Linked DNA regions of Mus musculus: region 1 is linked to region 2. The links are chromatin loops, found by intact Hi-C in ENCODE. Cell type or tissue: heart. All regions are shown on one strand. Each heading gives the region's core, and the rest is flanking DNA. Links, peaks and the distances in the headings are about the cores only.

Region 1 (14,986 bases), core at 3,943-11,942, 1.0 Mb before region 2:
CGAGGGCTGGCCTGATGCAGCAGGATCAGCCCAAACAAAACATGACACGTGATGTCTCGGGGCTACTGACAGGGAAGCAGACAAACTAGCATGGAGGGCCGATATCTGCCCAGCTCTAGTGCTTTTAAGCCTATTATAAAAATCGAAAGAACTTTGTGTCTTATATTTGGGAACTAAATGATCTGAGGTGAGGTAGAAACCCCCAAATGATATTTACTGCAACACACACAGCTCCAGGGAGCTGGCAGTGTGGACCGTGAAGGAACACCACATACACATCTGCTGCTGACAGCGCTACACGGAGAATGCACACTTACCCGTGCGTTAGCTCCTACATGCAGAGTGCAGGAAGACTTTAGGACTAGTCAGAATTTCCAGTTCCTGCTGGGCCTGGGAGGAAAGGCCCATAACCCCAGCCATCTGAGAGGCTGAGGCATGAGGCTCATGAATTTAAGGTCCACCGGAGCTACAGAGTGAAGCCAAGGGTAGCCAAGGCAACACAGCAAGACCTTTCAAAATAACGAGTAAGAAGATGGCTGAGGGACATGACTCAGTGGTAAGCTTGCTTAGCACACTGGAGGCTCTGGGCTCAATCCCCAACCACACACTCCCAAATAATAATAAAAATCTGGGTTCATTTTTAAATCATTTCAGTAGTATGACATCAAGGTCTTACACACACACACTATTTAGTCTTGGGTTAGAGAGAGAGAGAGACAGACCACACACACGTACACACACATGTAATATTGTGCCTCTTTTTGTTAATGATTCACTATTGCATCCATTCAGCATGTATTTATGTAGACTCCAGTTCAACCTATCAGTTCTACAAACCCCTCTGAAAGTTGGGCCGGCATATTTCCCACTTTCACCAGCAGGTCCCTGGCACCCTGTAGTTGGTAAAGGCTTTAAGATAGGTCTACCTGTCCTGTGAGTAGAGGCCCTTCTGCAGTGTCCCTTGGATCTTTGAGTGGTAAACCAGACTTTCATTTCAACTCCCATGGACTGCCATCAGCCCCCGTCAATCTGCTCAAAGATGTACCATAATACAGCCGTCGAGTGGGAAGGCGGGCTGAAGACAGAATCTCTTGCCTAAGTTCAATGTCCATTTGCCACTTAGAGGCAAGCTAATTCTTCGCCAGGCAGGGCTAATACCTAAATCTCCATTCCTTTTACCTGCGAAGACCTTGCCATTTTGTTTTTCTTAGCTTTCTGCGAAGAGTCTAAATCCCCAAACCTATACTTTGTCAGGCCCGCCCTGACATCCCCATTACCACTAAGGGACAATTTTAAAGACCATCCCAGAATGAAAGACATCTACAGATTGACTTCTTAGCGTGTTATACACACTCCACAGCAATAGTATCTATCCCGCGAGGATGAGAAGGACCCCGCAGCAACCGCGGCCACAGGGTACCCGCTTCGCCTTTACAGTCCACGGTGACGGAGGGTGAAGAACCGCGCGGGCGGAGGCTGCGGCCGGGCACACACCACCTTTTAAAGCTCGCGGGTACGGGAGGCAGAGGACGTGCGCGGACCTGGGAGGGGGGGGGGACGTGTGGGGAGCGGGGAGGTCCCCACTGCGCACGCGCAAGCCGGCCTTTGTGCGGGCCGCGGCCCTGACCGACCCCAGCCGCGAGCGCCCGCGTTACCTGCGCGCGGCCTCTGCGTCCATGGCGGCGCCGCCGAGGGTACGGCCACTCCTGCCGAGCCCACGGGCGCCCGCTCTGCCGCTCAGCGCGCGGACTCACCACAGGATCGGGGCGGCCGGTGGATGGACGGCGCTGGCCTCGGCCCCTCCCACGCTGCTACATCACCGCGGCGAGTCCCCAGCGCACTTCCGTCCCCCTCCGAGGAGGCCGGCGGCCTCGCCATCACGTGATGCTGGCCAGGCCAATGGCGTGTCCTTTTCGGGGCGCCCCGACCGCCGCTTAGCCTTTCGGGAAACGTGGATCTCGGCGAGGATGGGGAGCGCCCGGCTGACGTCAGCTTTTGTGGGCTCTAAGTTTCCTTGAAGGTGTGGGTTAAGGGTGATGGCCTTTAGGATGTATTATGCGTGGTGGCAAATTCATGTCTTTTCACCTCAAATTTTGTGCGGATTAAAAGCTACCTGACTTGGGGCTCACAGAGCCTGAGCTACCAACCAGGGAGCTTTCAGGAGCTGGACCTAGACCCCTCTACACGTTTGTAGCAAATGTGAAGCTTGGTGTCCGTGTGAGTCCCCTACAAGTGGAACAGGGGCTGTCTAGGTCTCTGTTCCTTGCCAGTGGACCCAGCGCGGACTGGGGGAAGAGGACTGCGTGTTTCCTCAGTGGGAAAGGATGTGCCTACACTTGCTGAGATTAGATGTACCAGAGTCTTACCCAAGTGGGGCTTCCTCTTCTCTGAGAAGAGAAGGGGGCAGGATTTGTAAGCGTGGGACTGGGTGGGGGTGGGGCTGTGAACGGGACGTAAAGTTAATTAAATTAAAATGAAAACAACCACCCCCTCCCCCGCAACTATGTGTCTTGGCTGGGCGACCCAGCATTTGCATAGACAGTGGCAGGCAGAACTAAGTTCGAGGCTGGCCTGGTTTATAGAGCGAGTTTCAGGACAGGCAATACTACACAGAGAAACTCCGTCGTGAAAAACTAAAATGATAATTATAATAATGATAAATAAATATTGTGCCTTACACAAAACAACATTCTTTCTTTTCAATTGTCTTTCTTGTCAATTCCTGTGATGAGGAGTAGGGCTGATTGGAACTGGAAAACCTAAGATTGGAAGCCACCAATGTTTGGGCCTCAGTTTACTAATCTGTAAGGGGAAGCTCTTGGTAGATTACAAAGATTTCCATAAACAGTTGTCTACGTTGGAGATGGACAAACACTCGCCTAGATGCTAGATGCATCTCTGCTTTAGAACCTTAGACAGCAATCTCACCTCGATTTCTCGGAGGTTCTTTTGGTTTTTGAGATAATTACAAAACTGTGTACCCCTGACTTGGCTTAGAGCTTTGCAGCTGTAGTCCAGGCTGGCCTCAACCTGAGGCAAGTCTCCTGTTCACTCTCTTGCATACTGACTGGGATTACAGGGCATGTATCACCATACTTGACTTTCGGAGGTTCTAAGAGTTTGTTTGTTTTTTTTTTTTAGATTTATTTATTTATTTATTTATTTATGTGAGTACACTGTAGCTGTCTTCAGACACTCCAGAAGAGAGCAGTCAGATCTCATTACAGATGGTTGTGAGCCACTATGTGGTTGCTGGGATTTGAACTCAGGACCTTTGAAAGAGCAGTCAGTGTTCTTAACCGCTGAGCCATCTCTCCAGCCCCAAGAGTTTTCATTTAATTTCTTTTCAATGTCTGCTGTGGGTGTTTGGCCAGAGAGTTGTCTAACGGCGTCTAGCCCTCTCCGTGAATCCCAGAGTGATGACACCTAGGCTTTGAGGTAGCCTCTTGTCAGCGATTGTTATCTGAGATTTGAGGGGGTTGTTCCTTCAAAGGGTTTTACAGTATCAGTCCTTAGACGTACCTGGCAGACCAGGTAGTCTCCTGTGTCTGAGAATCTTGGGCAATGGCTCCTTCATAACCCCTAGATCATAGAAGAGGTTTGGGTATGCAGAAGTTAACTTGCTAAAAGTGCCTTTTATGTAACAATAAACAACACTTCTAGGGGGCTGGTGAGATGGCTCAGCAGTGTTTGGGAGTCCTGTGGAAAAGTGAGGGATAGAAGTGAGCAAGGACACCACAAGAAGACCTACAGAGTCAACTAACCTGGGCCCATGGGGGCTCACAGAGACTGAACCACCCACCAAAGAGCGTGCAGGGCTTGACCTACGCTTCCTACACATTTGTAGCAGATTGAAGCCTGGTCTTTATGTGAGCCCCCACCTGTTCTTGGATCCCCTTCCTCTAGCTGGACTGCCTGGTTGGGCTCAGTGAGAGAGGCTATGATTAGTCCTTCTATGACTTGATGTCCCAAGATGGGGTGGTAGCACTCACTTTGGGTATCACCTAAGTGAATGTTGTCAAGTGACTGTACTATGAGGAGAAGGGAGGGAGTAATGGGAGGGACTTGTGAGGGGAGGTTGACTGGGATGTAAAGCAAATAAATAAATAAATAATGGGGGCACTTCCAGGAAACTTGCCACCATTCAGTCCTTGAGAGGCTGATCACTCATCCCACCATGTCTCTCTTCCATTGTCCCGAGGAATCCAGAACACTGACATCTTCGAGTGTTAGGCTTCCCTGTTTCTTTAGGTTACGTGGCAGAAAATGGTGAGAAGCCCGACTGAATTAGATTGCCTGGTTTGTTTCACAAGAGGCGTTGGTTAAATTACAATGATCTCTCCCTTCTGTGATGTGAGCTCAGAGATGGCCAGGGCTTTGTGCTCCATATGTATATATTTTTAATCCTAGGATATTTTAAAGGGAAGCATATCGGCAGCTGGAGTGATGGCTCAGCTGTTAAGAACACCAGCTACTCTTCCAGAGGACCTGGCTTCGATTCCCATATGGTGACTCACAACTAACTGTCTCTAACTCCAGTCCTGAGGGGTATGACATCCTTGTCTTATTTCCTGGGGCACTAGACCTGAAAGCAGGGGCACAATAACCTGCAAGCAAAGCCACATAGATGCATAAAGTAAAATACATATAAAACAGTGAAAACTCTACTTAGAAAAGAAACAACTTTGGGGTTGGAGAAATGGCTCAGCTTGTAAGAGTAGGTGGGACTCTTGCAGAGGACTAGAAGGACGTTGAGTTGAGACAGCATTCACTTAGGCAGCTCACAGCCATCACTAGCTCCAAACTAATGGATTCCATGGGCACCTGTGCTCACACACATGGACCCACACATCCCCATATGTATGTAATTCAAAACTTTTATTTTCCAAAAGGGCTGGGCTATGGTGGCACACACTTTTAGTCACACTGATAAGTTTTTTTCTCCACTGGTGAACTGAGCCAATTCAAACCAGATTAAAATGCATATAACTTCTGGTTTATTGGGAAGCTGCTCTCCTGGTAAGTTTACTGCTCCCAAGGAAGGAGGCAGGGGAAGTCGCCATGGGGAAGGAGAGAGGAGGGGGGAAGAGAAAGAGAGAAAGTGTGTTCGCATGAGAGAAGGAAAAGGAGGAGGAAGAAGAAGAAGAAGAGAAGAAACCAAAATGTCTGGGTTATGTAGCAAAGAGCCTCTGTGGGAAGGGCCGCCCAGCCCCTGGGCTGGAAAGTTCAGGGCAGGGATTCGAGATAGGGCCTGAGGGATGCAGGAGGTCCCGGAGGCCAGGTCTGCTCTGGTATGTAAGATATGCACCTCAGCTGTTTGTTCCTAGGGTCTGAGGCCAGCCTGGACCACATAGACTGAGGTGGTTTGAATAAGCATGATCCCTATAGAGACGGACCATGTATTTGAATGTTTGGCTCATAAGGAGTGGCACTATTAGGAAGTATGACCTTGGTGGAGTAGTAGGTGTGGCCTTGTTGGAGAAAGCGTATTACTGTGGGGTAGGCTTTGAGGTCTTCCATGCTCAAGCTATGCTCAGTGTGGTATAACAGGCTCTTGGTGCCTGTGGATCAAGGTGTAGAACTCTCAGCTTCTTCTCTGGCAGCATGCAAGAAGAAGAAGCTACCTCCCGACTCTGATGAACCTCTGAAACTAGGCCATTCCCAGTTAAATGTTTTCCCTTATAAGAAAACATTTAGTGTCTCTTCAGAACAATACAAACCCTAACTAAGATAGAGAGACCTTGTCTCATAAAAGGGTGGGGAGGGGTAATAAATTTGGAATTTATTTAAATTTTTAAGTGTCTCGTTATACTACTAAGGAAAAGATAAAGCATAGATTGGAAAGAGACATTTGCAGTGTATCTGATAAAAGGCTTGTATCCAAAATAAAGAACAGTTTACAGTTTAAAAAAAAAAACCAAACAGGTCGATTGAGCTGGAGAGTGTGTTTAACACACATGCTTTTCTTGCAAAGGACTGGAGTTCAGTTCCCAGCATCCACATGGTGGTTCACACCACCTGTAACTCCAGTTCCAGAGTGTTCAACACCCTCTTCCGACCTCTGAGTGCACAGGCATGCACATGGTACATACATGTAGGCAAAACATTCAAATGCATGACATTAAAGAGATCTTAAAAAATGGGCAAGAGATTTGAACAGATACTCCACCAAAGGATACAAGTATACAGAAGTCTATGAGCCAGAGCAGTGGATGGTGGTATATTCTTATAAGCCCAGCAGTTGAGAGGATGAGGCAGGAGGATCACTGCAAGCTCAAGTCCAGTTTGAACTATTATGATGCATTTTAATTTGTATTTTGTATGTATGTGTCTGTTTGGGTGTACATGTACCTGTGTAGATAAGTGTGGAAGTCAGAGGCTGACATTAAATAACTTCTCAGTTACTCTGCATCTTATTCTTATTTACTTACTGTCTTAGGGTTTCTATAGCTGTGAAGAGACACTGTGACCGAAGCAACTCTTATAAGAAAACATTGGGGCTGGCTTATAGTTTCAGAGGTTTAGTCTGTCATCATGGCAGAAAGCACTGGGACACACAGGAGTTATGCATGGTGCTGGAGAGGTAGCTCAGAGTTCTATGTCTGATTGGCAGGCAGCAGGAAGGGAGTGAGACACAGCCTGGCTGGAACATCTAAGACCTCAAAGCCCAGTGAGACACCTCCTCCAGTAAGGCCACATATACTCCAATAGGCCACACCTTCTAATCATGCCACTCTCCATGGGTCAAGCATTCAAACCCTTGAGTCTGTGGGGGCCATGCCTATTCAAACCACCACCACAGTCTCTTTATGTACTCCTGGCTGTTCAGGAATTTTATTATATGTAGACCAGACTGTCGTCCAACTTACTGAGATCTCCCTGCCTCTGCTACCCTAGAACTGGAATTAAAGGTGTGTGCCACCATGCTCAGCCTTTTTGAATTTTTTTTTTTAATTTTGAATTACATGCATGAGGGGATGTGTGGGTCCAGGCATGTGAGCACAGGTGCTCATGGGATCCAGAAGTTTGGAGCTAGAAATGGCTGTGAGTTTCCTGAGTGTTGCCAGTGTCCTTCTAGTCCTCTGCAAAAGCCCTACCCACTCTTAAAAGTTGAGCCATTTCTCATACCTATTTAAACCACCATGTTTAATTTACATGTTTAGTTCTGAGACAGGTACCTGGAAGTCGCCAATTGGGCTAAGCTCTAGTGAAGCAGAGACAAGCCGATCTCTTGGGTTCACTGGGCAGCTAACCTATCCTATTTTGGGAGCTCCAGGTCAATGAGACACCCAGTTTGGAAGAGGAATAAAAGGAAAAAGAGAGGAAAGGACAGTGCCTGAGATTCAATGCTCCTGAAGTTGTCCTTTGACCTCTAAATCGCATATGTGCCCACACATGAACAGTCACAGAAAACTTGGGCATAATGTTGATTGCCTTAGTTGTGGGTATAGTCTTCCAGATGTATACTTTCTGTGAGATTATTATATGTCAAACTTAATACCATTTAGTTAAAACTAATTTTTTTTATTATCATGAAGTTAAAAAAAAGCATGTGTGTGTGCCTGTGTGTGTGTAAGAAAAGAATTTACAGAGCTATCTCTGCTTCCATCATGTGGGGCTGGGGGAGCAAAATTGTGTAGTCAGGTTTAATGACAAATGCCCTCCACCCCCAATCCTGAGCAATTTTGTGCCCAGAGTTAAAAAAAAAAGTTATCACGATTCCTGTTACACAATGCTACCTTAATGCTTCAAAATTCTTGCAGTTTACTTAACAAAAATGAACCCACAATCAAAGCATGAACCCACAATCAAAAACACTCTCAGATTAAGTAAGGTGATTGGAGGTCTCTTTTCCAGTAAAACCATGACCCAAAGGTACTGTACCTGGGTGTGGCTCTGTGTAAAGTTTCAAAGAACCGCAGGAACCAGGAGAATAAAGCTTTGAGCTGCTCTCTCTAGAGCAGTGGTTCTCAACCTTCCTAATGCTTCCACCCTGCAACACCCTCAGGATTTTTTATTTAATACCCTTAGGCTGTGGTGAGCCTCAACAATACAATTTACTTTGTTGCTATTTTATAACAGTGATTTTGCTGTGACTTGTAAATATCTGATATACAGGAGATGTGATAGACGACTCCCAGAAAGCGGTCAGTGAGTCCTTCCAAAGGTGTCCGATTTGCAGGTTAAGAAGAGGAGCTGTAGTGTGACCTGCCCTTTGCCCTTGCAAGTGCTGTGCTGCGAAACCCCGCCTCTTCCTAACCACGTGGGACACGTGCAGTTTCCTTTGTGCGAAAGATCAAAGGATGCTGTAAACATCACAGTTGCCAGGAATGGCAAACGCAGGATTGGGACAGTGACCAACCAGGAGCTAGGATTCCAGGCTGGCTAAGGGGTGGAAACGGTCAATTCCCCCCCCCCCCCCCCGCCCAATTCCAGCCCCAAGTCCGTCAGAAACAATCGAGTGCGCCTGCGCGAGTATTGCCTCCGCTTTCCGCTCCGTCGCTGCGTCGGACCCTGTACTTTGGTTCCTGCCCGCTGGAGGTCCGTCCTGGTTCTAAAGCGACCCTGTGACCTGTCTCCCTGCGCGCGTGCACTCCGCGGTACAGTCTCGTGCGCGCATAGTCGTGGGAAGGAACGAGGGGCTCCAGCGTCTCCCTGAGTGGCTGAGGGAGCGAGGAACCGCCGAGCCCTCCTTCCCCTGCTCGGCGGGCGCAGGCTGCAGCTAGCAGGTGCCCCGCTCGCTGGTCGCGGGGGAGGAAGTTGCGGGGGCACCCGAGGTGGTGTTGCGACTCAGCCACCCAGGGTCAGCGGTCAGGCCATCTGAAGGCTACCCAGCCCTCTAACGCTGTGCCCTTTCCGTCCCCGCCAGCTCTCCACCATGCCCGGGGGCGTACCCTGGTCCGCCTACTTGAAAATGCTTTCCTCCAGCCTCCTGGCCATGTGCGCCGGGGCCCAGGTGGTGCATTGGTACTATCGGCCTGACCTGGTGAGTGCTGTAGGGCGCGTGCCCATCCTCGGGGTGAGACCCTCGCGTTCAGTCCACTTTGCTCAGTCCCTCTTGACTTTTAGATTGTCCCCAGTGTTTGGATACCTAGCTCGCTCTTAACACTCAAGAGTGTGTCTAATAGTTGTGGTGAGCCAGCCTGGTCTACAGAGCGAGTTCCAGGGCATCCGGGGCTACACAGAGAAACTGTATCGCGGGAGTGGGATATCTATATCTATATCTAAATCTATATCTATCTATATGCTTATAGATAGATATATGCATATCTTAGTGAAACAGAAAGTGTCACGAACTTTCAATGGAAATGCAGTTTTGTGTCTCGTTTCTGCAGGAGTAGTTGCCTGCCGCACTTTACCGAGGAAATAATGCCTAGAATTTGATCCTGTGAGGTTGACTTGATTCATCTCATTACTATTGGAGATGTGCAAGGGTTGTTACCAGCAGCTACCTGTAGTTGGGGAGAAAGCAAAACAAAACCAGTCTCTAAAATGAGCGGTACTAAGGGTCCTAGGCCACCTCAGACTGGTTAGTAGAGAATCTTTACTGATAGGCGTAGAGGCCAAGGTGGCTGGCTGCTATAGGATGCTGAATGCTTTCCTATTATTTAAGGGATTTATGTCCATTACCTACCTTGTCTTTTGCAATTATTCCAGCCACCACTGTTATAACTGAAAGGTTTGGGGAGAGAGCAGAGGAAAGGAGACCGTGGTGGCTGCCCAAAGTTGGCACTCAGTGCTGCCTTAGGGAGAACAGCTAAGATGCTTTGTTTTAGGTGTCCAGCATAACTCACTCATTAGGACAGCAAAAGAGACAACTGTATTCTCATAGTTCTTTAGGCTGAACCCCAGGTCTCATCCTAATTCATCTCTTATTGTGTGCCTCAGCAAATGCCACTGGGTAAATATGGACAATACATCCACATCTGTCCACATCGATCACCACACTGCCTACCCTAGCCAAGCCACCGTCAGTTTCTCTCTTCAGTTAAGACAGTAGCTTCCTGCCCATCTTCTGCCCTCCACTCCTGCTTTCCCTGAAACGTCTCAACAGAGCTTCCATCGCTCTTTTTTATCCTGGAGTCAGGCCATGTCGTTCTCCTCAAAACTCACCAGTATCTTCCTGCTTCCAAAGCAAAAGCCACGGACTCTTTATGTCCCTCCCACTGTCCACCAACTAAGCTTTCTAACCTGCTGAACACTGTGTCAGCTGTACCGATGACTTCCTTGAACTGAAGACATAGTCTTTGGTTTGGTCCTCTGCCCTTGTGATCCTATTAGCCTGAAACAAGACTGTTTCCACATCCTCCTCCCTCCTCCCCTCCTTCCCTCCTCCCCTTCCTCCTCCTCCTCCTCCTCCTCTTCCTCCTCCATGTTCTGAAGTGACCCTCTGAGCCAAAAGCCTGTGTAGAGGTGCTCATTTTCTAACAACCAGAGAAATGCAATCTGCAGTCAGAACCACTACTCTGCTGGCCATAATGAAACAGCAGTTGTCAAGGACAGGGAGAAATTGGAACCTTCATACGCTACCCTTGGGAATAGAATATCACACGGCTGTTTTTATATGTAACTAGTCTGCTAGTTCCTCAAACAGCATATATGTTCCTGCAATTCCCAGTTTAGTTTTCTCCCCAACAAACACTAAGACATCTGTCATACTTACTTGTTTGATTCTGTACATGTTCATAGGTGGGAACAATTCAGATACCTGAATACCTATGGAAAACATGTACATCTTTATAAGGGAATAGCATTCAGTGATCCTACATGAATGAACTTTGCAAACACTACATGAAAATATTGAGCAATAAAAGACCACATGATATATGGTGGGCAAATATATATGGACAGAGTTGGCTTGTGGGGACCACTTGGGAATGGAATAGGAGTTTCTTTTGAAGCAGTAAAAAGATTCTACAATTTTATTGTGATAGACTCACAGTTCCAATTCTACTGTACTGAAAACCATTGTTTTTGTACCTTTGTGGTGCTGGGAATCAAACTCTGTCATATACATTCTGCACCCATTTCCCTCTGTCTTTCTGAAAGGTAGAATTGTGTGTTGCTCATGTATGACTTTATGCACATCACATGCTGGCTGCTTCCAGTCTTTTGGGTACATTAACTACCAATAGTTATTTCCTAGGCCTGGTGCATGGCAGAGAGTTAGCAAATATTGTGGGAATGGATTTTCAAATGTTGAATTCTCATTTGAAATCACAGTTGTGAGTCAGTTGGATTTATCCCTGTGCATCCTCTAGGACTTGAGATTTGCCAGGACGATCTATTCAAGACAGCAAGAAATTCAGATCAATCAGGAGTCTTCATAAAAATGGCCTGGTACTGAGTAGCATGCACGAGGCTTTTGTTTTTTCTAAAGCTTTTTAGATCATATTGAAGTGTTGTTTCAGAATGTGATGGTATCTGTTTTTTGGCTTTTGTTGTTGTTGTTGTTGTTGTTGTTGTTTTTTTGTAGACAATACCTGAAATTCCACCAAAGCCTGGAGAACTCAAAACGGAGCTTTTGGGACTGAAAGAGAGACGCCACGAACCTCATGTTTCACAGCAGTAGAAACTTCAAAATAACAGCTGTGCCAAGAATTCTGTGAATAATGTTTCAAATATGTATTTTAAAATTTATTAAGTAAAACTACTTTTTAAAACACCGAATTTAGGGGGCTCAATGGCTCAGAGGTTAAGAGCACTGTCTGCTCTTCCAGAGGTCCTGTGTTCAATTCGCAGCAACCACTTGGTGGTTCATAACCATCTATGAGTTGTACCCTGTTCTGGCCCGCAGGCAGAATGCTGTATACATAATAAATCTTAATATTTTTTTAAAGATAGTCTTACTATACATTCTTGGCTCACCTAGAATTTGCTGTGTAGATCAGGCTGGTCTCCAGTTCACAGGATCTGTAGGTGTCTTAGTCAGGGTTTCTATTCCTGCACAAACATCATGATCAAGAAGCAAGTTGGGGAGGAAAGGGTTTATTCAGCTTACACTTCCACATTGCTGTTCATCACCAAAGGAAGTCAGGACTGGAACTCAAGCAGGGCAGGAAGCAGGAGCTGATGCAGAGGCCATGGAGGGATGTTACTTACTGGCTTGCTTCCCCTGGCTTGCTCAGCCTGCTCTCTTATAGAACCAAGACTACCAGCCCAGAGATGGTACCACCCACACTGACCCTCCCCACCTTGATCACTAATTGAGAAAATTCCTTACAACTGGATCTCATGGAGGCATTTCCTCAACTGAAACTCCTTTCTCTATGATAACTCCAGCTTGTGTCAAGTTGACACACAAAACCAACCAGTACAATAGGTCTCTACAAAAAGGTCTTGCTGTGTGTGTAGCACATGCTGACCTCAAACTAAGAGTCTTTTTTTTTCCATTTTTTATGAGGTATTTAGCTCATTTACATTTCCAATGCTATACCAAAAGTCCCCCATACCCACCCACCCCCACTCCCCTACCCACCCACCCCCCCTTTTTGGCCCTGGCGTTCCCCTGTACTGGGGCATACAAAGTTTACGTGTCCAATGGGCCTCTCTTTCCAGTGATGGCCGATTAGGCCATCTTTTGTTACATATGCAGCTAGAGTCAAGAGATCCGGGGTACTGGTTAGTTCATAATGTTGTTCCACCTATAGGGTTGCAGATCCCTTTAGCTCCTTGGGTTCTTTCTCTATCTCCTCCATTGGGAGCCCTGTGATCCATCCATTAGCTGACTGTGAGCATCCACTTCTGTGTTTGCTAGGCCCCGGCGTAGTCTCACAAGAGATAGCTACATCTGGGTCCTTTCAATAAAATCTTGCTAGGGTACTAAGAGTCTTTTTGCTTCCACTTCCCAAACAGTGAGATTACAGGTATAAAGGACCATGCCTGGTCCAGTGTCTCTTAAGAACTGCCTAAGAGCATCTCTAGCGTTTGACTAGGTAGGTGCTTATTTTCAATATCACACGAGACCATTTGCAGTGGCTCCTTCAATTATGATTCTTCTCTGAATAAACTTGATTATAATGGCAATTTTTGTGCCCAGAGTTTAAAAAGAGATGTTATCATGATTCCTGTTATACAATGCTACATTAAGGCTTCTAAGGTTCAAATCCAGAGTGGACAGAGATTTTTGAGGCCTCTCCACGAGTGCTGTCCAGAATCAAGTTCGGGGGGGGGGGGGGGAGTTCAGTGTGGGAGACGTGCAGGACCTTGGATGGAGTCTGGGGTCTACAGAATGAAATGTGTCTTCATTAGGGCCAGAAGACACATGAGGAGTGGCCCAGTAGATACAGAAGACACAGTGTCATGATGTGGAGTCCAAGGCCAAGAGATGCTACTGAGAAATCCAATGCTTGTATGAGTGAAGCTGGATATGAACAGTGTGGATGGACGTGGTCCCTTTCACTTCAAGCTGCAGTGTTGTCACCAGCTGCTGCAGAAGCCCATGTCCCAGTAGACTATCCTCTGACAAGAATATTATGCCTTTTAAGATCATATGACGATTTCTCTGTCTCCATATAGGAGACCAGGCCATACAAGGTGCTACTGTCACTGAGGAGACAGTAATGAGAGGAGGACTGTGACAGTGGGAGGTGTCATGCAAAAGTGATGTGAGGCTCAGATGTATCTAGAAGCTTTATGGTGCAACCACTTCTCCCCTCTTCAGACCTTCATTCTATGCTGGAGTCTTCCTAGTAACAGTCCTGTCACCAAACGACAGCAACTTCTCCCTGACTCTCCCTCATCCTTGCTGCTCAGTCTTGAACTAAAGAGCCTAGAGGAGGGCCTCTACAGATCAGTCAGTGGGTGTCCCCTGACCACTGCCACTGCATTTTCTAGGGATTGTGTTCTAAGTGTGGGGTGTCTGAGAGAGCTGGACTCCCAGCTCTTGGGATGCAGCCTGTTCCTCATTTCCTGGACTGTGCCTGCTCCAGTCTTCCTCTTGCATCATGGAAGCCATTCTTCCCTTCACAGGCCTGACTTAATTCTTACCCACAAGGAGGAAGGGTGAAGATTGGCTCTGATATGTGACCCCAGCTTCTAGACTGTCTATGTGAAGTGGTATTATCTGACCTTTTCTCAGATGCCATTCTATAGTCATAGTGATGTGCAAGGCTCTAGCTAGGTGCTAGATCCCAGGATCATTAGTGTCATGGACAACTTGTGCCCAAGGAGCTAACACACTGACACAGTCCAGGACATCCAGGAAGACGAAGTTGGTGAGGTAAGTCCACTTGAAAACAGGTAAAAAGGCAGTAATGAAACTGGTAGTTCCCATCCTAGAACAAGTTGTTGGCAAACACTGTCCCTAAGTAGACAGTTCTGCTGGGCTAAGTGTGGAGAGAAAGAAGACCTGACACAGAGGACTATGGGAACAACTATGTGACTGGCAGCCATCATGAATGACTGGACCTGATGAGTATCTGTGATAGAGAGATTTCTATAGACACCCTCAAGGAAATTTATTGTAATTCATCTCTTGGTGAAATGGTGTTTTCCACTCAGATCATAGGTCCTAGGGGTGTTAGGTGTCTCAACATACCAAAGGCCTGAACTCTACACTCCCCTTGTGCTGGTGATGGGAAAGTCAGAGGCCATCCTGATGGCTGGACAATGTAGGAATACCAGAAACAAGAGGCCATGTTCCTGCATGGAGATCCACTCTTTTTCACATATGCATGTTGAGTTTCTAATCAAGTAGGGTGCGCAGATTAAAACTGTCACCAGAAGGAATTCTGGACCTTGGTTGTCCCTCAGCACTTTAGTTTGCATTCTCTCTCATGAAGACGCTCCTCTTACTATTCAGGATTTTTCATAACTATGAAAATAAGACACTGAGATACAGGTAGGAGGGGCTACCTATATTGTCTGTGCTCTGACCTCCTGTCACTATTTTCTCTTTAGATGTCTCCAGCTACTATGATTCTGTCCTTCAGAAAAGTCAAAGTTCATGAGACTTTCCTGATAGACATAACACAGGCTAGAGCCA
Region 2 (14,986 bases), core at 4,275-12,274:
CCTAGAGTTCCCTAGTGAGGGCTGTGGATGTAGCTCGTTGGTAGAGGGCCTTCCTTGAATTCGGGAGAATCTAGCTGCACCTACCTGCATGGTGAAGGGCTGTCCACCCACTGCTGTCCTCGATGTCCACCACGCAGGAAGCCTGGGAAGGAGTGACAGGTGATGTCATCTCTGTTTCCGGAGTGACTGATTTCTCCTGCCCTCCCCTGCTCCCTGCTTTATCTCAGGGTCTTTCCTGTAACTCTCTATGGCCTTCTTTCTGTGTGTGCATGCTCACATATGGCAGGGCACACTGCTGAGAGTGGAGGATAACCTGTGGGAGGTTGCTCTTTCCTTCCATGTGCGTCCCAGGGAACAAAGATCAAGCTTGAGGCAAATGAGACCCACAGATTCATTATGTTTTGTTTTGTTTTGTTTTTGTTTTTCGAGACAGGGTTTCTCTGTATAGCCCTGGCTGTCCTGGGCTTTGTAGACCAGGCTGGCCTCGAACTCAAAAATCCGCCTGCCTCTACCTCCCAATTGCTGGGATTAAAGGCGTGTGCCACCGTGCCTGGCAGATTCATTATATCTCTCCAGCCCCTCAGGCTCTTTTTCTCCCCTCTACCATCTTCCTCTGCTGAGAACCCATGTTCCAGCCCTCCGGATAGCCCTACTTTGATGGCTGTAACAAAGGGGCAAGGCAGGGCTGGGGACCAGGAGCAGCTGGGGTTTGGAGAAATAGCTGGAATTCAGTATAGACAGGGAATGGACATCAGGACCTCCAAGAGTTGCTTCAGACACTCTGGGTGCCCGTACTTGGCTGCCAGGTGAAGGGCATTGTAACCTGAGGGGAGAAGAGAAGAGGCGTGTCCTCCAGGTATTCTCAGCTGCCTCCCAAGCCTGAATGTCCAAACTCAGCTACTTCTTAAAACTGTGCTGTTCCCAGAGGGCTTTTTATTGCTATATTCATTTGCTATCTTTGTTTTTGAAATAATTTAAAAATCCTAAAACTCACAGGATCTCTCTGCCATCTGGTGCGGCGATCAAAGGGGTCTTTTACTTTTATTTTTAACAGGTTCTCATATAGCCCAGGTTGGTCTCCAGTTCATATGTAGCTGAGGATCGCCTTGAACTCCCGATCCTCGTACTTCCACACAAGTGCTGGGATGGCAGGTGTGCGCCAGCAGTTCAGAGGACAGACCTTAGGATTTCCCTCATGTTTGGTGAATGTCCTACCTACTGAGCTACAGCCCCACTGTGGACAGTGAGCTCCCACTGTGGACAGTGAGCTTCCACAGTTGGACCTGTGGTCCCTGCTCTGCACAGCTGATGCAGCCCTGCCATCCACCCAGGGACGGTCCTTCCATAAGTACCTGCTCCATCCGTGCTCATGACATCGGCACCTTGAGCCAGCATCACTTCCAGACACCCCGCCGCACCCCTCATGGCTGCTAAGTGGAACCTAGAGGCACGAGTCAGGGGTCAACCCCAGAAGAATGTCCAAAGCCACCCCAGCCCCAGGGCTTGGACACTCACGCAGACTTGCCCTCGGGGTCCAGTTTTGTAGGCACCAGCCCCTTGTGGGCGATCAACGAGGCCACTCTGGCCACATCGTTGTTCTCCACTGCCTGGAGCAGTCGCTGGTCACTTTTGCCCCAGTCTTGGCCCTGCGGTGGCACACCCAGAGGTGCGAGGGACTGAGTGGGTCGATGTCCTTTCCCCACCAAGGAACAGGGGCAGTTGCTCCGGGCTCTCCCCACCCACCCCTGAGCACTTGCCTGGCGCCTGCCTCTGGCTGCGGGTTTTGGGATAGGGCACCGGCCACAGGGTGGGCAGGAGCTGAGGTCGGTGGGGCTGAGCCGGAGCTGTGGGATAGGTGGTCCTGGGCTGGGGGCCTCAGACAGTGTCTCTGAAACCTGCACCCCCCAGCGTGTGATCCAGGCCCACCACCAGGGCAGCTTCCAGATATCAATCCTCCTCAAACCACCTGTGTGTGCCTTAATCCAAAGCCAGTTTTGAAAGACAGGGTACAACTTTTTTTTTTTTTTTTTTTTTTTTTAAATAGCATGTCTCTTATGTAGACCAGGGTAGCCTGAAAGTCACAGAAATCTCCCAAAGTGCGAGGATTTCAATGATCCAGCTTTGTTTTTGTTTTTTGAGTCAGGGCCTCAAGTAGCCTAGGCTGCTGTCAAACTCCCTGGGAGTCAGGATGACCTTGAATTCCTGAACTTCCTGCCTCCCAGTCCTCGAGGCTGGGGTGACAGGTGTGGAACATCACACCTGGTTTATGTAGTGCTGGGCATGGAAGCCAGGGCTTGGTGGTGCCAAGCTCCTCGTTCACAATTATTTTACTGTCTTAGTTTTTTTGAGACTGGGTGTAACTAAAATTAAAGATCCCCTGCCTTAGCCTCCGAATGCTGGGATGACTGGCCTTTTCCAAACTATCCTCCAGCGCCCAGAACCTCGCTCCGTCCTTCACAGCTGCTCAGCCAAGACCATCGCCCCCAGGTAGCATCAAGGCCTGGCCAGCAGAACTGCAGCCGCTAATGTTTTTAAACTCACTGCCCAGGAACATGGACAGTTCCTGAGTCACTCACTGTCCACAGTGTCCTCCAAGACCTGCATCCCGCAACGGCCTGCTGACCCCACGCCTGCACAGACACGCCTGCCCTCAACACCGCCCTCCACTTCCCGCCCAGGCTCTACAGGCGCCCCGCCCTCTGCCGAACTTCTTTCTAGGAAAGAGGGGAAGGCGCAGAGGGACCCAAACGCCTACCGCGAAGGAGGCAGCAGCACACAGGCACAGCTGCTTCATGGCGAACCGCAGGAGGGCGGGGCCAGATCAGACCACGCCTACCTCCTCAGACACGGGGCTCTGCCCTCCTCCTGTGGCACACCTCTTCTCCAGACTCAGCACCCTTCCTCACCAGGCTCAGGCACAGAGCCCGCCCAGCTTCCCCCTAGATTTCAGGCCCCTCCCACCTCTTCCACGAAAGCTCAGGGCCCGCTCACATCCGTTCTAAGTTCCAGGTTACTCCCATTTTCCCCAGGCCCGCTCGCCCGCTGCTATATAGTGCTCTCTTCCCCACCACCCCACTCCTGCACCGACACGCTCCATCCCGCTGAAAAGGCTCCGCCCCGCAACTCCATGATGGTCCCTATCGGGTGTCAGCCCGCTAACTCCTCACCTCCAGCTCACCTTACTTACAATGATGGACATCATTCATTCAGCCATCACCTTCCAGTCTTCATTCATTCATACATTTATGCCTATCTTTTCATTCATTCATTCGTTCATCCATCGTTTCACACATTCACTCTCTCCAACAGTCATTATTCGCACTTTGCTAATGTTTTCATTCACCCATTCGCTCATTAATTTCCTCACCACCCATTTACTAACGTCTTTTCATGGGCAAATGCATTGGCTTACTCATCCCTTCATTCACGCACACATCCTCTCACCCATTCACTCCTCCAACCTACCTGTCCACCCATCTACTCTTTCATTATTTACTTCGCTCCAGTAGCTCTCAAGTCTCACTCCAAACTTGAATCCCAGGTCTGCCTCGCCATTATCCACCTATGGGACTGACCTAGACCTCACCTGTTGGAGCCTCCGCCCTCCTCATATGTGCAATGGGGTTTCACATAGACTTTCCAGACACAGCTCCGGAGGGCCGTGCAGAGGCTGAGCAGAACGCACCGCCCTGCACAACAGGCCTGGTACACCATGAGTACACAATAAGAACTGCATTTCATTCTTCAGGCACATGCATCTGGACCTGTGCACAGCTTCCAGGCTGGGTCAGAGGAATCTTTAGATCAACTGGAAGTGGGGGTTGCAACCCCCGTTTCTGGCTCTAAGGTGTGTGGGCACTTGTCTGCCTTGCCTGAAATTAGAGCCCTCTATGCAGGACCCACAAAATATCCCTGGGCCACAGCCTGAGACTCTTCTGTTCTACATTTATCAAGTGACTGCGGAATGACTTTCTAGCTCTCTGGCTTCTGTGCATGTAAGTTGGCACTGTAGAAGCTGTCTTGGAGACGGAGCAGCAGGCAGGGACACACGACAGGAGCTGTGGGATGAGAATCCCAGAGAGGCAGAACTTGGGGAGAAGTGAGTCGTTCATGAAATTGCCTTGCACAGGTGGAGATATGGTCTCCCTAATAAACAATAAGCAACTCCTGCCTCTGTGTCCCATAACACTCTAGATACTGGTGTGTCCCTCTCTGCAGAGAGTCCTAGAATATGTGTACATATATACACATGTATATATAAATATATACACATATAGATACATATATATACATATGCATATATGCACATGTATATAGGCACATATATAGAGACACACATATACATACACACATACATATCTACATACATGTACACACACCCGCGCACACACACACATGTGCCACCTTTAAAGAGAGAGAGAGAGAATACTGAGCCAGACACAGTGGCTCTCACCTTTAATCCAGGACTTGAGAGGCAGAGGCAGACAGATCTCTGTGACTTTGAGGGCAGCCTGGTCTACAGAGCAAGTTCTATGAGAGCCAGGGCTACACAGAACAAACAAACAAAAAAGGGAGAAAGAATGCTTTGAGCCCGATGTGACTGTACAACCCATGATCGCAATACTAGGAGACTGAAGAGGAAAGACTGTGATTCAAGGCCAGCCAGGGTTCCCACTTCCAAAACTGTATAAGCCTCCATCACTGCCTGGAGGGATTTTCCTCCAATAAGGTCAGAATGTCAGCAAGGGTGCCCCAGATAAAGTAGTCCCCATTCCACACAAGAGAATCTGGGGCCCAGAGCCCACTGAGCCCCTGCTGGAACCTTGAGGACACCTTGGGAATGAGCTCAGCCTGAGCTAACATCTGCAGGGCTGCAGCCTGGCACTTGGCCACAGCAGGAGAGGACCCAGAGGCCCAGGGCACCAAGGGGCCTCCAGGCAGCCATGAGTGTTCACTTTCTTCCCTAGGGGCTGCAGAGACAAAAGCCAAGCTTCACCCTGGCTGCTATGGGGAAACCAGAGAAGGGTGAGGGTGGCAGACAGGTTCCCGGCGGGGAGGGGCCGACCAGGCCTCCCATCTGCTGCCCAGGCTGGTCCAGCACCAGGGACCCACCCCTCCCTACTCTGTTGCTGCCCCTTCTTCGAAGCCCCACCAAAATACACCCACATTCCAAGCTAAGTGTCTCTTGCCAAGGGTGGGTAGGCTGCAAGATTTTGAAATAATTCAGCTTTTTAAGTAGGTGAGTGTTTTTTCCACAGAGGGTTTCCCTGTATAGTAGCCCTGGCTATCCTGAAACTCACTCTGTAGACCAGGCTGGCCTAGAACTCGGAGATCCAGCTGCCTCTGCTAGGATTAAAGGCTTTAGCTATCACAGCTGGCCTGATTAAGCTTTCAAAAACTATTTTTCCTTAACTTAAAAATTGCATTTATAGGGACTGCAGAGACGGCTCAGCAGTTAAGTGCACTGGTTGCTCTTCCAGAATCCTGAGTTCAACTCCCAGCAGCCACAGGGTGGCTCACAACCATCTGTAATGGGACCCGATAACCTTTTCTGGTGTGTCTGAAGACAGCTACCGTGTAAATAAATCTTTTTTTTTTAAAGAGTTTTTTTAAAGTTGCATTTAGGTGTGTACATGCACACATGCATGGAGGCAGAGGTCAGAGGACAACCTTGTGGGGTCATTTTTCTCCCTCCACCATGTGGGCTCTGAGAATCAAACTCAGGAGAGATGGCTTAGCAGTTAGATCAATGGCTGCTATCACAGAGGACCAGAGTTCAGCTGCAAGTACCCTTCCCTGCTGAGCCATCTTGATTTTTTTTTGTTTGTTTGTTTTGTTTTTCGAGACAGGGTTTCTCTGTGTAGCCTTGGCTGTCCTGGAACTCACTCTGTAGGCCAGGCTGGCCTTAAACTCAGAAATTTGCCTGCCTCTGCCTCTCAAGTGCTGGGATTAAAAGCGTGCGCCACCACACCTGGCCCCGCTGAGCCATTTTGCCAGCCCATTCTTCAGCATGTGCAATGACTTGGTTTCCAACTAGTCTAGCTTTACTGTCTAGGAAAGCAACAGTTCTCTCTCTCTCTCTCTCTCTCTCTCTCTCTCTCTCTCTCTCTCTCATGCTCTCCCTTGCTCTCTCTGGCTCTCTGGATCTCTTGCTTCCTCCCCCCCCTCCCAGCCCTTCCCTCCCCATTCCCCCTGCAGGTCACACCCATTGATACCTATCTCCATCTTCTAATGGAGACAGGCATATCGCTTCCCTGCTGTGTGGCTTTGAGGAGCTTCTACCACCTCTCTGAGCCATCCTTCCTCTCTCAAATGCACATAAGTTCATTCCTTGAAGAATCATAGTGAGCAAAAGACCAGGGCTCACAGAGCAGAGCACTTGGGAATCCCTCAGGAATCACTAAATTCGGACGACGATGAAAATGAAAACGGGGGCAGGAAGAGTTTGGGGGTATCTCGGTGACACCTTGCCAGCATGTGCAAAGGAGGAAGGGTTGCCCCAGTAACCACTGAGACCCTGAGTGGGGGGTGGGTGAGCAGAACTGAACCATGAGTGGGACTCAGTGAACCTACGTGGGCAATCAGCATTTGATCCAGAAAACTGAACCAGGGACCTGCTGGAGCAGCTGACCTGCTGGAGTAGCTGACCTGCTGCAGCAGCTGGGGGAACAGCGGATAGGGGATCAGGTGGAGCCTAAAGGACTGGTGGGTTCTGAGCCACAGCAGGGAGGACTGAGCAGTCCTCCAAGCCTGAAGACTCACCTCTGTTTTCTTGAATCGTGCCCGGAGGGTCTTCATCACACCTGCTAGGGGCTCTCGTCTTGTTTCTGGACAAGGCGTGGGTCGGGTGAGGGACAGGATGCTGGGGTGGTCAGCCACACTGTCCTCACAACACAGCCTGGGCAAATCTGCTGTGTGTCCAAGTTCAGGCTACTTGCACCCTCTGAAGGAACTGTCCTCAACTGTAAACAGAGATAATTCCTCCTTGTCCAGGCAGTCCCCTGAAGTGGGGCTGAGCGTGCATCACAACCAGCAGCACTAGTTCAGCAGCTCACACAGGCTGCAACCTGGAGTTTGTGCAATCATTGATGCCATAAACTCCCCACCACACAAACACTCTTCTCTGTGAAATTTCTATTCACAAAATCGCCTCTCTCCCACACAGAACTATCTACCTCCCCAAACGGAGCTTCCAAGTTCTCCCAAGCTGGGTCTCCTCCTGTACCTCTAACCTGGGTTCATATGTAATGGAGCTACAGGGGGAGACACACTGGAAAGTCAGTGTTTTGCAAGAAAGTCTGGTCAAAACTGTCACTATTTAGGGCAGTTCCACCCACCCATCCATCTACCCATCCACCCACCCATCCATCCATCCATCCACCCACCCATCTACCCACCCACCCATCCACCCACCCATCTACCCACTCACCCATCCACCCACCCACCTACCCACTCACCCATCCACCCACCCATCCACCCACCCATCTACCCACTCACCCATCCACCCACCCATCTACCCATCCATCCATCCATTCACTGATCCCACCTCCTCTACTAATCAGGTTCACTTTCACCCCACACCTACCACCAAGGGTGGGTGACAAAACACCCAAAAGAGTTGTCCACATGCTACCAGTCTGAAGGAAATCGCCACGGCAAGGTGGCAGGGAAGGCCTGTGGATTTAAGGGTTTGCCTTCTGAAGAGGTGACACAGCACAGGTGACGCTGCGCACTGGGCCTGGGCCTTGGCTCCCGCGTGGGATGTGTGCACCTGTCACAAGTGTGCAGATGCGTGTGTTCATACTGTTGCAGGTAGCACCCCTCACCAGCACCCAGACTTCCCTGGCCTCCCTCACCCACATCCCCCTACCTCAGGCGACTCCAGACCGGAACCCAGCGTCCAAGCAGCCTCTCTGGTTACCCGCTCCAGCTGCGAGCCACCAGCAGCAGAGTAGAGGTGACACCCGATCAGGTTGGGGTGGGGGAGCGGGGGACGGATGAGCCAAGGGAGGAGACAAGCTGCTGTTAGCCAGCTTGCTCAGATGGGCAGCCCCAAGGACGGCCTCTCCCACCTCCTTGTGTGCTCCTGCCTCCTCGAAGCCTTTCTTGGGGTCTCCACGGGGATCAGGAGGCTTCGGTTGTTATATGCTGCCATTGACCCATCACATGGCTCCTGTGTCTGTTGATTACCAACAGGCAGAATGGTCAGATAGTGCCTCCCATCTCTAGATGGCCACGGAAGCAGGGCTCTTCACCTCTCTCCTTGCATCTCTGGGCACCTCTGGGTAACACGTGGAACTCGCCCAGTTCTGTGGACCTAACCCTATGCTCTGTGATATTCCGGGAGGTGCACTCCAGAAACTAACCCAGGAAATGTTGGCAGGGGGCCCAGAGGTCTTTCCTCTGCCCAAGAACCCCAGTTTTCCATTCATTCTCTCCTGTAGCCAGAGTCAGGCAGACCCTGGATGACAGTCACAAAGGTTAGGGTATCATGTAGCCTAGCGTGGCTTCGAACTTTCTGTCCCCTCCTGCCAGTGCTATAAGCACTCCGGGCAGGGCTCTACACACTGAGAACTGTGGATTTTTGTTTTGCTTTGTTTGGTTTCATTTCTGGGTTTTGCTGATGTTGTCTCTTTTGAAACAGGGAGTTGGTCTGGGACTCGCAATCCCCCTGCCTCGACTCCTGTGAGTGGCCTCATCACTTTTCTGGCTCTGGTCGCGGATCCCAGGACTGGGGAATCCACTAAGTCAGAGAGGTAGTCTCGGCCAGCACTGAAGACTAAGCTTGCTGCATCAGGAGGGCGCATGCGCTCTGGAAAGAATGCTGTTTTTCACCTCCACGTACCCACCCCACCCTCAGGCACGTATCTAGGGAAGGCGGCTACTCTTTCCCGACCGTCCCTTCACCACTTCCGGCGGAAGCGGCCTCAACAAGGGAAACTTTATTGTTCCCGTGCGGCAGCGCCGGCGACGATGTCGGTGAATTATGCAGCAGGGTTGTCGCCTTACGCGGATAAGGGCAAGTGCGGGCTGCCCGAGGTGAGAGCTGCAGTGTTCGAGTCACCGAATGACCCCAGACGGGGAGCGGCCGGGCGAAGCGGGGCATTGTGGGAACAGCATGAAACATAGAGTCTAGACAATGGGAGGGACTTCCCTGGAAGGAGGGGGCGGGAAGTGACACCCACTGCTCAGGCTGGGTGACACGGAGGAACCTGGGTCAGGGAAGGAGTGAGGGGCTAATGGGAACGAGACCAAATCGTCAGGTCAGGGAGTGGACGTCTTAATTGTCAGGGAAAACCTGGAGCTGTGGGAAGATCTGCAGGGCCGGAAGCTGGCACCCTTTCCTGGGGGCATCCCTGTACCCCACTCTGTACTCCTCCCTGAATCTGGGCCAGATGGATCCTGAGTGTGGGGCTGTCAGTCTTTGTTGTTTCTGAAGGGGTGTAGTAGGGTGGAGGGTTCTCTCTTTGTAGCCCAGGCTGGCCCCGAACTCACAGGAATCTTCCTGCCTCTGCCTCCCGAGTACTGGTGTTAAAGGCCTGCGACACCATGCCCTGCCTGCCTCATGTTAACGGAGCCCCTAGACAAGTAGAGCTGCATCTTGATTTAGGGGAGAGAGGTGGGTTATCTAAAGTCCAGGATGGGGGATGACGTCAGTGGGGAGGTCACGTGGGCCACAACCAGACCAGGACAAAGGAGTGGCTGCCTGCAGGAACAGCACTCTGGGAAGAGGGCTCGGCATGTGCAAAGGCCCTGGGGTAGGACACAGCGATGTGTTAAGAGTGTGGCTGGAACTGAGGGATGTTGAGAAGGGGCAGACAGAGCATTGACCCACAGGAGGCCTGCCACTTGGGAGGTCACGTGTTGCCTCCTCCTGCCCTCTGACCCTACAGATCTTCGACCCACCAGAGGAGCTGGAACGCAAGGTGTGGGAGCTGGCCCGGCTAATGTGGCAGTCCTCCAGCGTGGTTTTCCACACGGGCGCCGGCATCAGCACCGCCTCTGGCATCCCCGACTTCAGGTCGGTGAACAATGAGGGGAAACTGAGGCAGGGCTCTTGCTGATACACCTCTAGGGACTAAGGTGAGGTGGCAGAAGGACCTTTCAGTTTTCCTATGTCTCTGAAAGGCCCAGCAAAAACTCCACTTGCCCAAGGATCAGAGCATGCCCACATAATGTAGTAGCTGCAAGGCATGCTGGGAAATGTATTCATGCAGCTCGGCCAGCCACTGGGTTTTCTAGGGTCAGAATGACTCAATGTTGTGGAGTGACTAGCTCACCCATAACCTTCGGTGGCAGCCTATGACCACTGTAAAGCATTCTGGGAACCCGCAGCCGGTCTTAACCAGTACTCAGCCCCAGCTCCACTAGCTCCCCTGCCTTTGTTTACCCCCAGACCCTCAGCCCCTCCGCCTCTTTCATGAAGACGTCCCATGCTCTTTAGAATTCTTGCCTACCCGGCAGTCATTGTCTCCACCACAGGATACAGAACCACCCTAAGAACGGGGCTGGGGCCAGCATGGGCTGACTTCAGCATTAACAGGAAGAGCCCACAGCCTGGAAAATGAATGTTTGACCTCTGTGCCTGTCCTCCTCTGCTTGCTATCCTCAGAGGCCCCCATGGCGTGTGGACCATGGAGGAACGCGGCCTGGCCCCCAAGTTTGACACCACCTTCGAGAATGCTCGGCCCTCGAAGACCCACATGGCCCTGGTTCAGCTAGAACGCATGGGCTTCCTCAGCTTCCTGGTCAGCCAGAACGTAGACGGGCTGCACGTGCGCTCGGGCTTCCCCAGGTCCGATGAGTCGGCCGGGGGGCTGGGGCTCAATTGCATCTCTTCCTCCTTATTGGACCAGGGTGCCCTAGCTCAGGGGCATTTATTAGGGATGCAAAGAGGGGGAAGGCTCGGAGCCCAAAGCCGGGCAGTACTTGGTCAAATTGGGGGGATGTAGGCAGGGTTCCACCCCTCACTGGGGTGGGGTGGGGAGGTTGGCAGGGGCTTTAGGGCCAACTGACTGTTGCGGCAGAGGGCGAGTACATGACAGAATTTCTCCATGTCTTGGCTACCCTGGGACTTGCCCTGTAGATCAGGCTCACAGAGATCCACTTGCCTCTGCCTCCCAATGGAGGGATTAAAGGGGTGTGCCGCGGCTAGCCAACAGGTTTTTTGTAGTGGGGAGGAGGTATTTGTGAGTTTGTGAAGACACCGTCAGACAGCTATGCATGCAACAGTTCCTCAGAATGGGACAGGCTGGGACATCCTCCAGGAAAGAGAAGTGGACGCCCCTTGTGAGTGAGCCCCCTAGGAAGGCTTTCTGGAGGAGGAGGCAGACTGAGCAGCTGGTCCAAGCCCCAGGATCTGGGAAGGGTCCTTACTGGCATCTTCTTCTGCAGGGACAAGCTGGCAGAGCTGCACGGAAACATGTTTGTAGAGGAATGTCCCAAGTGTAAGACGTGAGTGTTGCCCGTGTAACACAAGACCCTGCTCCTCCCCTAAGCCAGCTCAGGGTCCTAGCATGGCCTAGAGAAGGCCAGAGACAGTCAGATGAAAACAGACCAACAAAGGCTCGTAGACAAATGGGGCAAACCCTTTCTTCACAGCCCCCCAAGGGAGAAGCTGGTCATGCCCTTGGCAATGAGGGGTTCTCCCTGCCCTGCCTTTGCTATGGCTCTGGGCTGGGTGTCAACATGGCTTGCACACCAGAGCCTCGGGGTGTTGAGCAGGACTGTGCCTCCTGAGCTTTGGCCCCTGACTCCCTCTTAGGGGTTCTTTATTCAGACAGGACTTCATTAAAGTTGCCCAGGTTATCCTGAAATTTGGCATCCTCCTGCCTCAGCTTCCTGCGTGCTGAGCTCACAGGTGCGAGCCATCATGTTTCCCTTAGCCTCCTCCCTCCCGCACCCTCCCTTGTGTGGATGCCAGCGGCTGACACTGGCTCAGCCCCCTCTGCTTGTGTTTTGAGGCAGACTTGCTCTCAGAACCTGTACCTCTTTGGTTTAGCTGAGTGGCCAGTGAACTCCTGGGGTCCCCAGCTCAGCCTCCCAAGCTCTGGGGCGACAATCCTGCTCCACCATGCTCTTCGTTTTCCATGGATGACTCAAACACAGAGCCCGGAGTCTGCTTGCCAGGCACTTTCAGACTGAGTAGTCTGTCTGTCTATCCCTCGGTTGTTTGTCCTGCTCAGTAGCCCATGGGTTGAGCCTGGCTACACCACCCCCCAGCTGAGAGAACATTAGAAAATGTGTGTGCACCCTTCCCCCTTTACAGGCAGTACGTCAGAGACACGGTTGTGGGCACCATGGGCCTCAAGGCCACAGGCCGGCTCTGCACCGTGGCCAAGACCAGGGGACTTCGGGCCTGTAGGTAGGTGACTTTCCTCACACCCTCCACCTGTGAGGAGGTGGGCGCCCCCTGACTCCATTCCCTGACTGCCACAGAGGGGAGCTGAGAGACACCATTCTGGACTGGGAGGACTCGTTGCCTGACCGGGACCTGATGCTCGCTGATGAGGCCAGCAGGTGGGACCCCACACTCCCCAGGTGGAAATGGGTGGGGATGGCTACGCAGACCTCCACAGAAGGTCGAAACTCGGGTGGGACAGCAGGGTTGTCCCCATCACCCCCAGCCCAGGGCCCTGGGCACCATAGGTGCAGAGGAGAAGCTGAGACACAGAGTGAGTGGAAGGTTTCTTCGCGTTCCTGCTTTCAGGTTTTTGTGGTAGTGGGGAGAATCCTGGGCCTGTGTGCACTAAACAAGCCCTCTGCAGAATCAGCCCCTTCGCTGGAGGATTCTAGGCAAGAGCCCCACCCTGACCACGCCCCCATACCTAACTGGGAACTTTAGGTGGGGGCTTCGTCCTGACCACGCCCCCAGTACCTAACTGGGGCATTCTAGGTGGGGCTCCGCCCAGACCACGCCCCCCAGTACCTAACTGGGGCATTCTAGGTGGGGCTCCACCCTGACCTCCAGCTTTGAGTCATTTCACCATACAGGAATATTTGCTTTCCTTTTTTGAGAGAAGGTCTGCTGTGTAGACCAGACTGGCCTTAGACTCAAGAGGTCTGTCTACCTTCTGAATGCTGGAATTCAATGCGAATGCAGTTCGCTCAAAGCTTGAACCTTTTGATCCTCCTGCCTCAGCCTGTGGAATAGCTAGGACAACAGGCCTGTGCCACCCAGCCTGGTTGTCGTTAATTTTTAAAAAACTGGCCGGGTGGTGGTGGCGCATGCCTTTAATCCCAGCACTTGGGAGGCAGAGGCAAGCAGAGTTCTGAGTTCTAAATTCGAGGCCAGCCTGGTCTACAGAGTGAGTTCTAGGACAGCCAGGACTATACAGAGAAACCCTGTCTTTTGTTTGTTTTGTTTTTTGTTTTTTGTTTTTGTTTTTCGAGACAGGGTTACCCTGGCTGTCCTGGAACTCACTTTGTAGACCAGGCTGGCCTCGAACTCAGAAATCCGCCTGTCTCGGAGAAACCCTGTCTTGAAAAAACAAAACCCAAAACTGGACAGTGGTTTACAGTGAGACACCAAGACTGAATCTCAGCTCCCAAGTGTTTCTCCAGTGCCTGGTGGGTGGGCGTGAGGGCTGGAACCTGAGGTGGGCCTGGGCCCCACCCACTTCCTGCTCCCTGTTCCAGGACCGCAGACCTGTCTGTCACCCTGGGTACCTCGCTGCAGATCCGCCCCAGTGGGAACCTGCCCCTTGCCACTAAGCGCCGAGGAGGCCGTCTGGTCATTGTCAACCTGCAACCCACAAAACATGTATGTACCAGTGCCCTGCCCGGTGCCCCGGTGCCCCCTAGCCCACGCTGACTGTCCCTCCCTTGGCAGGACCGCCAGGCTGACCTGCGCATCCACGGCTACGTGGATGAGGTGATGTGCAGACTCATGAAGCATCTGGGGCTGGAGATTCCAGCCTGGGATGGACCCTGCGTGCTAGACAAAGCCCTGCCACCTCTGCCTCGCCCAGTAGCACTCAAGGCTGAGCCCCCCGTGCATCTCAATGGTGCAGTGCATGTTTCGTATAAGTCCAAGCCCAACAGCCCTATACTCCACAGGCCCCCCAAAAGAGTGAAGACCGAGGCTGCCCCCAGCTGACCCGGGTATGTGGGGCGGGAGGGGAACTTGAAGGAACCACACATGTTGAGGTTTTTGTTTGTTTGTTTGTTTGTTTGTTTTTTATATTCTGGGGACTGAGCCCAGGTTTGCATATCTCACCCTGGTGTCTTTTCAGATTTTTTTTTTTTTTTTTTTTTTTTTGAGACCAGGACTCCCTAGATCGCTCAGGCTGGTCTGGAACTCACTGCTATAGCCCAGGCTGGCCTGGAACTAGCCTGCCTGCCTCAGCCTCTACTGTAGTAGGGACAGCGGGCAGGTACACCATGTCCAACACAGCTCCTTTCTTCAAAGTCTCACTGTGTCCCTTGTCCAGGTCCTTCCAGGGAATCTCAGGGCATGGGGAATCCCACACATGTGGAAGAGGCCGTGTCCCAGGGATCCACGTGCCTCTCTACCAATCACACCCGCTCGTGACTCAGGATGTGCCCGGAGCAGCAGTCTCACACACTCCACACACCATTGCTGCCCCCTGCACGCATCTCCCCCCCATCCCCTGGCCCTGACACAGAGCCACCAAGGGCCCACCAGGCACCCATCTGTGCTAAGGGCCCCAGGCTCCCAGAAGCTCCCAATGCAATAAATACAAAATCCCTTCCATTCTTTTACATTTTGTTACATTTATGTATTCCGTTTGTGTGTGTGTGGTGTGTGGAGGTTCATGTGTGGAGGTCAGCTGACAACTTGAAGGAGTCAGGACATGGAACTCTGGGCATCAGGCTTGGCTCAAGCACCTTTACCTGCTGAGCCCTCTCACCAGTCCTGTTCCCCCAACCCACCCCACCTCCTTTATTTACCTAAGTGTGTTAGAATCCCCACCCAGCCAAAAAACGGAAGTTTGAAGGACCTGTTTTGTTATTTTGTTTTGAA

The links. Peaks named below come from ENCODE experiments on the same cell type or tissue, not always from the same donor. Only the 100,000 strongest peaks of a DNase experiment are listed, where the experiment ranks them.
Region 1: it touches region 2 in a loop (6-fold over the local background); 6 of 42 quality-filtered maps call a loop at or near these places.

Annotation. Positions count from the first base shown.
Region 1 is chr10:82,616,708-82,631,693 of GRCm38, reverse strand. 1190007I07Rik (RIKEN cDNA 1190007I07 gene) reads left to right here and starts at 8,466. Exons shown (of 3, transcript NM_001135567.1): 1 at 8,466-8,729; 2 at 8,870-8,986; 3 at 11,477-11,843. The coding sequence starts at 8,879. The coding sequence ends at 11,572. Tdg (thymine DNA glycosylase) reads right to left here and starts at 1,856. Exons shown (of 10, transcript NM_172552.4): 1 at 1,656-1,856. The coding sequence starts at 1,678. In heart, for the core only: a CTCF peak has its summit at 8,519; a DNase peak (open chromatin) is centred at 8,453; H3K4me3 peaks cover 1,680 bases; H3K27ac peaks cover 1,754 bases.
Region 2 is chr10:81,621,525-81,636,510 of GRCm38, reverse strand. Sirt6 (sirtuin 6) reads left to right here and starts at 8,945. Exons shown (of 8, transcript NM_181586.4): 1 at 8,945-9,039; 2 at 9,894-10,021; 3 at 10,613-10,795; 4 at 11,395-11,454; 5 at 12,269-12,364; 6 at 12,439-12,519; 7 at 13,639-13,762; 8 at 13,832-14,724. The coding sequence starts at 8,974. The coding sequence ends at 14,098. It overlaps Ankrd24 (ankyrin repeat domain 24), which reads right to left and starts at 2,812. Exons shown (of 20, transcript NM_001374016.1): 1 at 2,756-2,812; 2 at 1,758-1,844; 3 at 1,516-1,646; 4 at 1,353-1,441; 5 at 759-823; 6 at 85-142. The coding sequence starts at 2,794. In heart, for the core only: no CTCF peak of the experiment used is centred there; DNase peaks (open chromatin) are centred at 7,860, 8,860 and 9,823; H3K4me3 peaks cover 2,062 bases; H3K27ac peaks cover 2,549 bases.